Linked DNA regions of Homo sapiens: region 1 is linked to region 2. The links are chromatin loops, found by intact Hi-C in ENCODE. Cell type or tissue: transverse colon. All regions are shown on one strand.

Region 1 (5,000 bases), 480 kb before region 2:
TGGATCGCCTGAAGTCAGTAGTTTGAGACCAGCCTGGCCAACATGGTGAAACCCCGTCTCTACTAAAAATACAAAAATTAGCCGGGCATGGTGGCACACGCCTGTAATCCCAGCTACTCGGGAGGCTGAGACAGAATTGCTTGAACCAGGGAGGCAGAGGTTGCAGTGAGCCAAGATCGTGCCACTGCACTACAGCCTGGGTGACAAGAACGAAACTCCGTCTCAAAAAATAAAAATTAAAAAAAGAAAGAAATGATTTGGGGGGCTGCTTTTTGTTAAAAGAGAAATTCCCAGGACTCTTTTACCCTCACTGTCTGCCAAAATAATTTCTATCTCCTGTATCACGACCACAACCTCCCAAAGTGCTGGGATTATAGGTATGAGCCACAGCACCTGGCCCCAGCTCATTGTTTTGTTTTGGTTTTTTTCATTTTTTAAAACTCATGATCATTGTTCAATGCATTATTATTATTATTATTATTTTGTTGTTGTTGTTGTTGTTGTTTGTTGTTTTGGTGTTGTTTTTTGTTTTTTGAGACGGAGTCTCGCTCTTATCGCCCAGGCTGAAGTGCAATGGCGTGATGTCATCTCACTGCAACCTCTGCCTCCCGGGTTCAAACGATTCTCCTGCCTCAGCCTCCCCAGTAGATGGGGTTACAGGCACCCGCCACCACGCCTGGCTAATTTTTGTATTTTCAGTAGAGACTGGGTTTCACCATGTTTGCCAGGCTGGTGTTGAACTCCTGACCTCATGATCCGCCCACCTCAACCTCCCAAAGTTCTGGGATTACAGTCGTGAGCCACCAGGCCTGGCCTATTATTATTATTTTGAGACAGGTTCTCACTCTGTCTCCCAGGCTGGAGTGCAGTTGCAGTGGCACAATCACAGCTCACTGTAACCTCAAACTCCTGGGCTCAAGTGATCCTCCTACCTCAGCTTCACGCATAGCTGGGACTACAGGCACGTACCAATGTGCCTAGTTAATTTTTTATTTTTTGTAGAGACAGAGTCTTGCTATATTGCCCAGGTTCATCTCGAACTCCTGGCCTCAAGTGATCCTCTTGCCTCAGCCTTCAAAGGCTTTGGGATTTCAGGCATGAGCCACTGTGCCTGGCCAAAGGTTTTATTTTACTCTTTTTTTGTTTTTTGTATTTTAGACAGAGTCTCGCTGTGACCCCCAGGCTGGAGTGCAATGGCGTGATCTCGGCTCACTGAAACCTCCGCCTCCTGGGTTCAAGTGATTCTCATGCCTCAGCCTCCTGAGTGCCTGGGATTACAGGCACGCACCATCATGCCTGGCTAATTTTTGTATTTTTAGTAGACACAGGGTTTACCATGTTGGCCAGGCTGGTCTCGAACTCCTGACCTCAAGTGATCTGCCTGCCTCGGCCTCCCAAAGTGCTGGGATTACAGGCATGAGCCACCGCACCCGGCCTATTTTACTCTTACACACACACATACATGTATGAATACACACGTCCTTCCCATTGTTGCTCCTGGGCTCTGATTGATCATTATGAAAGCTCTTTCCCTTCCCAGACCTTACAGAAATGCACACATACCCTCTTATTATTATTATTCTTTTTTGAGACGGAGTTTTGCTCTTGTTGCCCAGGCTGGGGTACAGTGGCACGACCTCGGCTCACTGCAACCTCTGCCTCCCGGGTTCAAGCAATTCTTCTGGGTCAGCCTCTGGAGTAGCTGGGATTACAGGCACCTGCCATCATGACCGGCTAAGTTTTTGTATTTTTAGTAGAGACAGTGTTTCACCATGTTGGCCAGGCTGGTCTCGAACTCCTGACCTCAGGTGATCCACCTGCCTCAGTCTCCCAAAATGCTAGGATTACAGGCATGCGCCACTACACCTGGCTGCACATAGCCTCTTCTAGTGTTCGCAGGGTGCATATTCACATCTCAGGTCCATTTGGAATTATTATTTTATTTTTTTGGAGACAGAGTCTCGCTCTATCCCCCAGAGAGTGCAGTGGCGCGATCTTGGCTCATTGCAACCTCCGCCTCGCCGGTTCAAGCGATTCCCCTGCCTCAGCCTCCCAAGTAGCTGGGATTACAGGCGTGTGCCACCATAGCCGGCTAATTTATTTGTATTTTTAGTAGAGATGGGGTTTTGCCATGTTGGCCAGATGGGTCTCGAACTCCTGACCTCAGGTGATTCGCCTGCTTCGGCCTCCCAAAGTGCTGGGATTACAGGCGTGAGCCACTGCACCGGGCATATATATGTATATTTTTTGTAGTAGTATCCAGTTAGCCCAAAATCCACTCCCTCCATGGATTTGAAACTGCAGAGAGGGGAGGCTATTTTGGCCAGGATGGTAGCATTTAGTCGACTCCTAAAGGAGCAGTTAGTCATAGGGAAGAACTGAGAGTAGGCGGCTCAGATAGCATATGCAAAGGCTCTGGGGCGGTAATGTTGTTGCCCTGTGCAAAGACCAACTGGGAAGCCTGTGGCTGGAGTACAGTGAATAAGGGGGATGGTGGAGGGAGTTGAGGGTGGACAGGTGAGGTGTTTGGCTTTATTCTGAGGCTGTGGGGGCACAAGGAAGGGACCAGCTCTGGTGCACAAAAGGTCCCTTCCATCTCGGGGATGGCATGCCCATTCGACAGATATGGAGACTGAGGCTTGCTGAGGCGCAGACAGGCACAGACAGGAGTCAAGGATGGTGCCTCCATTTGCTGGACTAGGAGCTGAGGCCGGGGGTCCTCTCGTTTCTCTCAGTGCATGGACGACGTGACCTCGCAGCCTTATTTGTGCACGATCACCCACAGCAGGATCCTTTCATCCTGCTGGTAGCTTAGCCTCAACTGCGTGTAGCAAGAAAGCTCTTCCGCTGCAGTGCTGAGCCGCCCGCTCCGCCCAGCCCCAGCCCCAGCCCCAGCCCACCCGGCGCATCTCAGCCTCTAGCCACGCCCCCAAACCCTCTGCACAGGTGCACTTCGCCCCGCTTCCACCTGATGGGGCAGCCTGGTCCTGCACTGCCCACCCAATAAAGATAGCCCCGCCCCATCAGGCGCATCCTGGACCCAAGTCCACTCCTCCCTATGGGCCGCTGTCTGGTCCCTAGCACCGGCTGACCTTTGCGCCCCGCCTTCTTTCTATACCGTGGATGCAGGAATAGCCTCGTCCCAAAACCTGCCCCTACATGTCCTTGCCGTGTGACCCCGGGAGTATCGTTTCACCTCTGAACCTCAGCTTTCCCCTCTCTACAGTGAGTGGGGGTCGAGCCCCCTCTGTGACTCGATTGATCCACTCCTAGCAGGCTGTTGGATCGACGATCTTTGAGGATGCAGGTTGAGCGCTCAGCATATCACCGGCGCTCAATAAATGGCCTTGTTTCTTCCGTTTGTCTGGAACAGGAGATGCAGAAATAGGCAGTAGTGGCTGGCCATGATGGCTCACACTTGTAATTCCAACACTTTGGGAGGCTGAGGCGGGTGGATCACCTGAGGTCAGGAGTTCGAGACCAGCCTGGCCAACATGGTGAAATCCCGTCTCTACTAAAAATACAAACATTAACAGGGCATGGTTGTGCACGCCTGTAATCCCACCTACTAGGGAGGCCAAGGCAGGAGAATCGCTTGAACTCAGGAGGCGGAGGTTGCAGTGAGCCGAGATGGCGCAACTGCACTCCAGCCTGGGCAACAGTGAGACTCTGTCTCAAAAAAAAAAAAAAAAAGAGCCGGGCGCTGTGGCTCACGCCTGTAATCCCAGCACTTTGGGAGGCCAAGGCGGGCGGATCACGAGGTCAGGAGATCAAGACCATCCTGGCTAACACGGTGAAACCCCGTCTCTACTAAAAATACAAAAACAAAATTAGCCCGGTGTGGTGGCGGGCGCCTGTAGCCCCAGCTACTCGGGAGGCTGAGGCAGGAGAATGGCGTGAACCCGGGAGGCGGAGCTTGCAGTGAGCCGAGATCGCGCCACTGCACTCCAGCTTGGGAGACAGAGCGAGACTCCGTCTCAAAAAAAAAAAAAAAAAAAAATTATGCGGGCATGGTGGTGCATGCCTGTAATCCCAGCTACTCAGGAGGCTGAGGCAGGAGAATCACTTGAACCTGGGAGGCAGAGGTTGCAGTAAGCCGAGATCATGCCATTGCACTCCAGCCTTGTTGACAGAGCGAGACTCCGTCTCAAAAAAAGAGAAAGAAAGAAAAAAAGAAATAGGCAGTAGTTGGAGAGGGCTGGCTGAGGAAGAAGCCAGCAGGTTGGGCAGGGGCAGAAGCCGGCCCTGAACCTCAGTTTTCTTATCTGTAAAAGGGACCTTCAGGCCAGGTACAGTGACTCATGCCTGTAATCCCAGTGGTTTGGGAGGCTGAGGTGGGAAGATAGCTTGAGGCTCCCCTCACTGGACAGCTAGACACACTTCCCTGCTGGACATTCTAAATTAAATTAGCCCCCTAAAAATGTAAGACACAGGCTGAAGGGTGGGGTCCCATCTCTACCTTGCCTTCACTGGCTGCAGGTCTGAGTGCTCATGGATTTTCTTTTTTTTTTTTTTTTTGAGACGGAGTCTTGCTCTGTTGCCCAGACTAGAGTGCAATGGCACGATCTCGGCTCACTGCAACCTCCACCTCCCGGGTTCAAGCGATTCTCCTACCTCAGCCTCCTACGTAGCTGGGATTTCAGGTACGTGCCACCACGCCCGACTAATTTTTTGTATCTTTAGTGGTGATGGGGTTTCACCATGTTGGCCAGGCTGGTCTCAAACCCCTGATCTCAGGATCCATCCACCTCGGCCTCACAAAGTGCTGGGATTACAGGCACGAGCCACCGCGCCCGGACGGTCATGGGTTTTCTTGTCATTGGTGGTGTTTTGAAACAGAGCCTCACTCTGTCACACAGGCTGGAGTGCAGAGGTTGATCACGGCTCACTGCAGCCTTGATCCCAGGCTCAAGTGATTCTCCCACCTTAGTCTCCCAAGTAGCTGGGACTATCGGTGTGCGCCACCACACCCAACTAATTTTTTTATTTTTAGTAGAGAT
Region 2 (5,000 bases):
TGGGCAATCTGCATATTTTTGTCTACAAGATTTCTGAAAAACCCTTTTCCATAAGCTTTCTATGCACCTTCGTGAATGCAGATAGAAATATCTGCTGCGGGCTGGGTGCGGTGGCTCACACCTGTAATCCTGGCACTTTGGGAGGCTGAGTCTGTCGAGTTGCTTGAACCTAGGAGTTCAAGTCCAGCCTGGGCAACATGGCAAAACCCTATCTCTACAGAAAATAGAAAAATTAGCCAGGTGTGTTGGTGTGTGCCTGTGGTCCCAGCTACTCGGGAGCTGAGGCAGGAGGATCACCTGAGCCTAGAAGGTCGAAGCTGCAGTGAGCCGTGTTCACACCACCGCACTCCAGCCTGGGTGACAGAGTGAGAGCTTATCTCCAAAAAGAAAGAAAGAAAAAAAATACTTGCTATGCCGGCCACTGAATTACACTTGGCTTGTAGCCAGTTGGAGTCCCTTTCCTGCTCTTACAGGCCCACCTGGCCTGCTGAACACACCATCTGTCCTCCCAGGCTGGCAGAGGAGCTGCCGTGGGTCCTGCCCTCTGCTCTGCCCTGACCGTGGCCACCTGGTTCCCTAGGCTGGAACCAGTGAGGTCCACAATGTGTCTGTCCAAGTTCCCTAGCTCGTCCCTGAGCCAACCAAGCTCACTGGGCAGATCTTCCTTTGTTTTGTAGTTCACGGAGACAGCCCCACTCAGTCACTGTCTAAACTCTCCGTGGCCTCAATGTCCTGCTCCAGTCCTGCCAGGAAGTCTCAAGGAGGATTCCTGAATAGCGTTTCCCAATCATTTGTGCTTTACTGGAAAGGGGGGGCCTGTTGTGGGGAGGCCACCGTCCAGGGCTCTTCCCGGGACTTCACCTTCCCTCTGCTGGACCACACGCCGTGGCTTGGCAGGGTGACCCAGCTCTGTAAGATCAGGACGTGTGTGCTGACACTGGTGCTTGGGAGAGTCAGCAAGATGGACTTCTGAAGAAGGAACAGATGCATTCCTTTCTGTCATTTCCTGCATCAGGGGTGGGGTGGCAGGCCTTGCCCAGTAGACAGCAGGGAGAACGTGCTGCCTGGGGAGAGTGGGCACTTCTGCTGAGTGGGTGCTTCTGGAGGGTGGTGGGAAGGATCATGTGTCTTTGGGGCAGCCTTGGCACCTGCTGCCTTGGGCCTCATTGTCCCCAGGCTGGTAGCAGGTATCCTGGGACCTGGCCAGATTGGGCCCCGTCCATCTGTCTGTGTGTCTCATCTCTTCACTGTGCCCTCTCCCTAGTTTCTGTCTTTGCTGGAGAGTTTTTAAAACAATCCTAGATTTTTTTTTTTTTTTTTTTTTGAGATGGAGTCTCACTCTGTCGTGCAGGCTGGAGTGCAGTGGCTTGATCTCAGCTCACTGCAACCTCCGCCTACCGGGTTCAAGCAGTTCTCCTGCCTCAGGCTCCCGAGTAGCTAGGATTATAGGCGTATGCCACCATGCCTGGCTAATTTTTGTATTTTTAGTAGAGATGGAGTTTCACCATGTTGGTCAGGCTGGTCTTGAACTCCTGACCTCAAGCAGTCCACCTGCCTCAGCCTCCCAAAATGCTGGGATTACAGGTGTGAGGTACCATGCCTGGCCAACAATCAGATACGTTCTTCTTCACCCGTAACTTTTCCATTTATATTTTATATTTGTTGAAGGGAGCAGGTCTTTTTTCCCATAGATTTTTCTGCTTTCTGCTCTGATGGTCGCTTCCCGTGGCAGGGTCAGCCCAGGGCTTCTCAGCCCCTGCACTGCTTGACATTTGGGGCAGGAGGTTCTGTGTTGCCTGCAGTGTGCTGAGCAGCATCCCTGGCCTCCCCCGAGCCAGATGGTGGGGACTGTCCCCGCCCTCAGTGGTGAGGACCAGAAATGGCTCCAGACATTGCCTCGTGCCCTGGGGAAGATTCACCCACCACACTTCCTGTAAACTGGTCACTCGGCCTGGAGGTGGATTTCGTAAGCCACTTCCTGTTGCTTCATCCCCGGAAGTGCTCTTTGCCGGAGGGGAGAGGATCAGGGGATTCTGGCCCTGGAGAGGTTCCTCCTCACCCTTTCCTCTGTCTCAGCATTGAGGACTCTCACTGCCTCCCAGGCTCTGCACCCTCGACCCTTTTCCCAAAGGCATTGCTGTCTTTACAGGAGTGTCCTCATTGAGGGGGAGCTGCCTACAGGAGTCTCCCAGTCTGTGTTCAGTAGCCCCAGTGGGCGCCCAGGCCAAGTGACCGCAGGGCGCAGGCATCACTGCCCTGCTGTGTTGAGGTCTGTTCTCCGAGTCAGGGTCTGAAGTCCAGTTGGGTCTGGGGAGCACCAGCCTCGGCACAGCTCAGTGCCTGCCTGTCCGGCCTTGAAGACCCAGCTGACCTGCTGACTGTGTCAGGCCAGCTGTGGCGGCCCTACCAGGCTCCCCAGCTCCCACCTGGGGCCCTGGCCTGAAGTACAGCAGCGGGGGTGACTTTGTATCTCAGGAGCTCCCAGTTCCATACCTCATGCTGGGTAATGAAAGTTGGATTTTTGCCACTCGAGGGCCTGAGAGGACTTGTGGGGGTGATGACCCCTCAGAGGGTCTACAGAGACTGGGCAGGCGGTGGCCTGAGGCATGGCTCTCCCCTGCTGGGTGTTCTTGGGTGTGAGATGGGCAGTACCCTGCAGGTGTCATGTGCTACTGAGTTACCCCGTTATTTAATTAATGCAGCCTGAGGCCAACCCCAAAGCTTCTAAGGCAGCAGGGAAATCACCTGTGCTACAGTCTGTTCCTGACCCTCTGTCCTGCTTCATAGATGAGGTAACGAGGCGCTTGGCCCCCCTGACAAGGGTTCGGCCATGACACCACGCATGTTGGCTCTGGAGGGAGCAGCCAGAAGAGGGTGTGGTGGGCCACATGCTGTCAGGCGTCCCCACCAGGCCAGGCTGGTGAGCACAGAGGGTGACAGCTGGTCCCACCGTGAAGGGACCTAGCTGGCTCTGCCTGTCTGCAGCCGACACTCACCTCCTGGGCCCTTGATTGGCTTGTCAGGGCACTGCACCCCAGCTGCTTTCTGTGTTTTTTCTCATCCCCCCCACCCAGTCCTTGTGTTCTCATCACCATCTATTTAGCACCCCACATTCAAAACCCCAGCCTCACTACCGTAATTTATGCCTTGAATGATCTTTTGCAGAAACATCATAAGAAAAAAGCCTTTTCTATTCATGCATGCTCACTGTGCCCGCGTCATCCTCTGCAAATCCATAGGTCCATTTAGGGTCACTCTCCCTCCTTCTGAAGAACTTCTAGAACCTTCCTCACAGTGCAGGCCAGATGCTGACAGAAGATTCTCTCAGCATTTGTTTGAGCGAATCTTTATTTCCCTTTCTCTTTTCACTGGGCATGGAATTGTGGTCTGGCGGTGTTTCTCCCTCAGCACTTTGAAGATGCCCTCCCAGTGTCGGGGCTGGCTCCTGATGTGCAGTGTCGGCACCTCGGCACTTGGGGCGACTGTTGTGGCTGTGCTGATTTGCTCATGATGCGCCACGACCTGGTAGTTTTCCTGCTGGGGGTTGACAAGGCTTCTTGGGTCTGTGGATTTATAGCATTTGTTACATTTGGGAATCTCTGGCCACTCTTTTCTCAGATCCCCCGCCTGCCCTCAGGACTCCAGTTACTTGCACGTGGGATCCCCTGCTGTCGTCCGCAGGTCACCGAGGTGGTGTTCGTTTCCTGTAGGCTTCTTACTGTGGGATTCATCTAGGTGGCTCCTGTGGCTTTGTCTTCAAGTTCGCTGCCCTTTTCTTCTGTGGTGCCTGCTGTGACTTCCACCTAGTGGCCGTTTCATTCCGATCCTCCGTGTCTCAGCTCCAGAAGCCCCTCGTGGCTCTCTCACGATACCCGTACGTCTTCCTCTTCAGCTGTTTTCCTTTAGGCTTGGAGCATTCCAAGTTCACAGTAGCTGTCCCAAAGCCCCTGTCTGTTCAGTCGGCATCTCTGTGCTTCCCACGTCTTTGTGCCGACTCATTTTCCCCCTGGCTTAGGAGTCTCGTTTTCCTGCTGCTTCACGTGTCTGTAGGGTTCTGCTTATAGATACCACATGGCGTTCTTATGAGGTGGGTCCCTGCCCGATGGTCCGCACAGGGCTGGCCATGATTTAGACGGGAGTTAGCCTTAGTGCCCGTGTCTGTTAATGGCTGGGTGCGTCCTGTGTCTGTCACCCTCATGCGTGCGTGATGTTAGGAGTGAATTGCTCTGTTGTTAACAAGGGCCTGGTCTCCTGCTGGAGGGTGGGGATACAGTGTGAGCCAGAGTGGCTGGGAGCCTGGCCATGATGACGGCCACCTCTCATGGGGACAGGCACTTGAGGTTAGCCCTCCTGGCATCATAGAGAAAGGCTGGCTCTGTGGCCCCTCAGCCCTTCTCCTCTGAGGCATGAAGTCTTGTTCTCCATACCCTTGGGGGATAAGCGACTTGGCAAGAAAGGAGTCTTGAAGGTGACCCACCTGACAGTCAGCTACCAGAACCTGGTTAAATGCCTCACTGGATGGCGTGGCCCACAGGGAGCATGGAGCCACGGGGTGGGTGGGAGGGCCAGTGTGTTCAAGGCCTGTCACCCTCAGCCTTGCACAGCTGGGGCTGCCCTGGCACAGTTCCTTGGGGGGGTTGTGCACCCTAACTGGTTCCTGTCCCTTGTCACCCTAACTGGCCTCAGCATCATCACTGTTTTCTGAGCCCTCATCCCTGGCTCACAGCTGCACATGCAGAGGCCTCGCATGGACAGTAGACAGGGTGCTTGTGTTAGCCCCGGGCCGACCCCTCTGCAGAGGTTTGCACCGCGAGAGACGGGGCCCACCTGCTCTCTGCAGCTGCTGCACTGAGTTCCTGCTCCAGTCCCCTGCTGCTCCCTCCTCCAGAATACCCTTCCCACCTGGCCTTGGTCGTGTGCTCCTGGGGCCCATGAGGACTGGTGCCATGAGTTTGTGGGGGCTCCCTGAGTGGGGTGGGCTGGGCCATTCTGCCTTGGTG

Evidence for each region. Peaks named below come from ENCODE experiments on the same cell type or tissue, not always from the same donor. Only the 100,000 strongest peaks of a DNase experiment are listed, where the experiment ranks them.
Region 1: a loop joins it to region 2, with 7 times the contacts of the local background. A loop is called at or near these places in 1 of 110 quality-filtered maps.

What each region holds. Positions count from the first base shown.
Region 1 is chr19:18,959,838-18,964,837 of GRCh38, reverse strand. No RefSeq gene overlaps it. Among named protein-coding and RNA genes, the nearest start is that of HOMER3, 21 kb to the right of the region's middle. In transverse colon, no CTCF peak of the experiment used is centred here; no DNase peak of the experiment used is centred here; H3K27me3 peaks cover 2,622 bases.
Region 2 is chr19:18,476,033-18,481,032 of GRCh38, reverse strand. All of the region lies in intron 1 of ELL (elongation factor for RNA polymerase II), which reads left to right. Among named protein-coding and RNA genes, the nearest start is that of ISYNA1, 40 kb to the right of the region's middle. RefSeq lists enhancers at 2,094-2,163, 1,577-2,479, 3,735-4,562. In transverse colon, no CTCF peak of the experiment used is centred here; DNase peaks (open chromatin) are centred at 832 and 1,942; H3K27ac peaks cover 5,000 bases.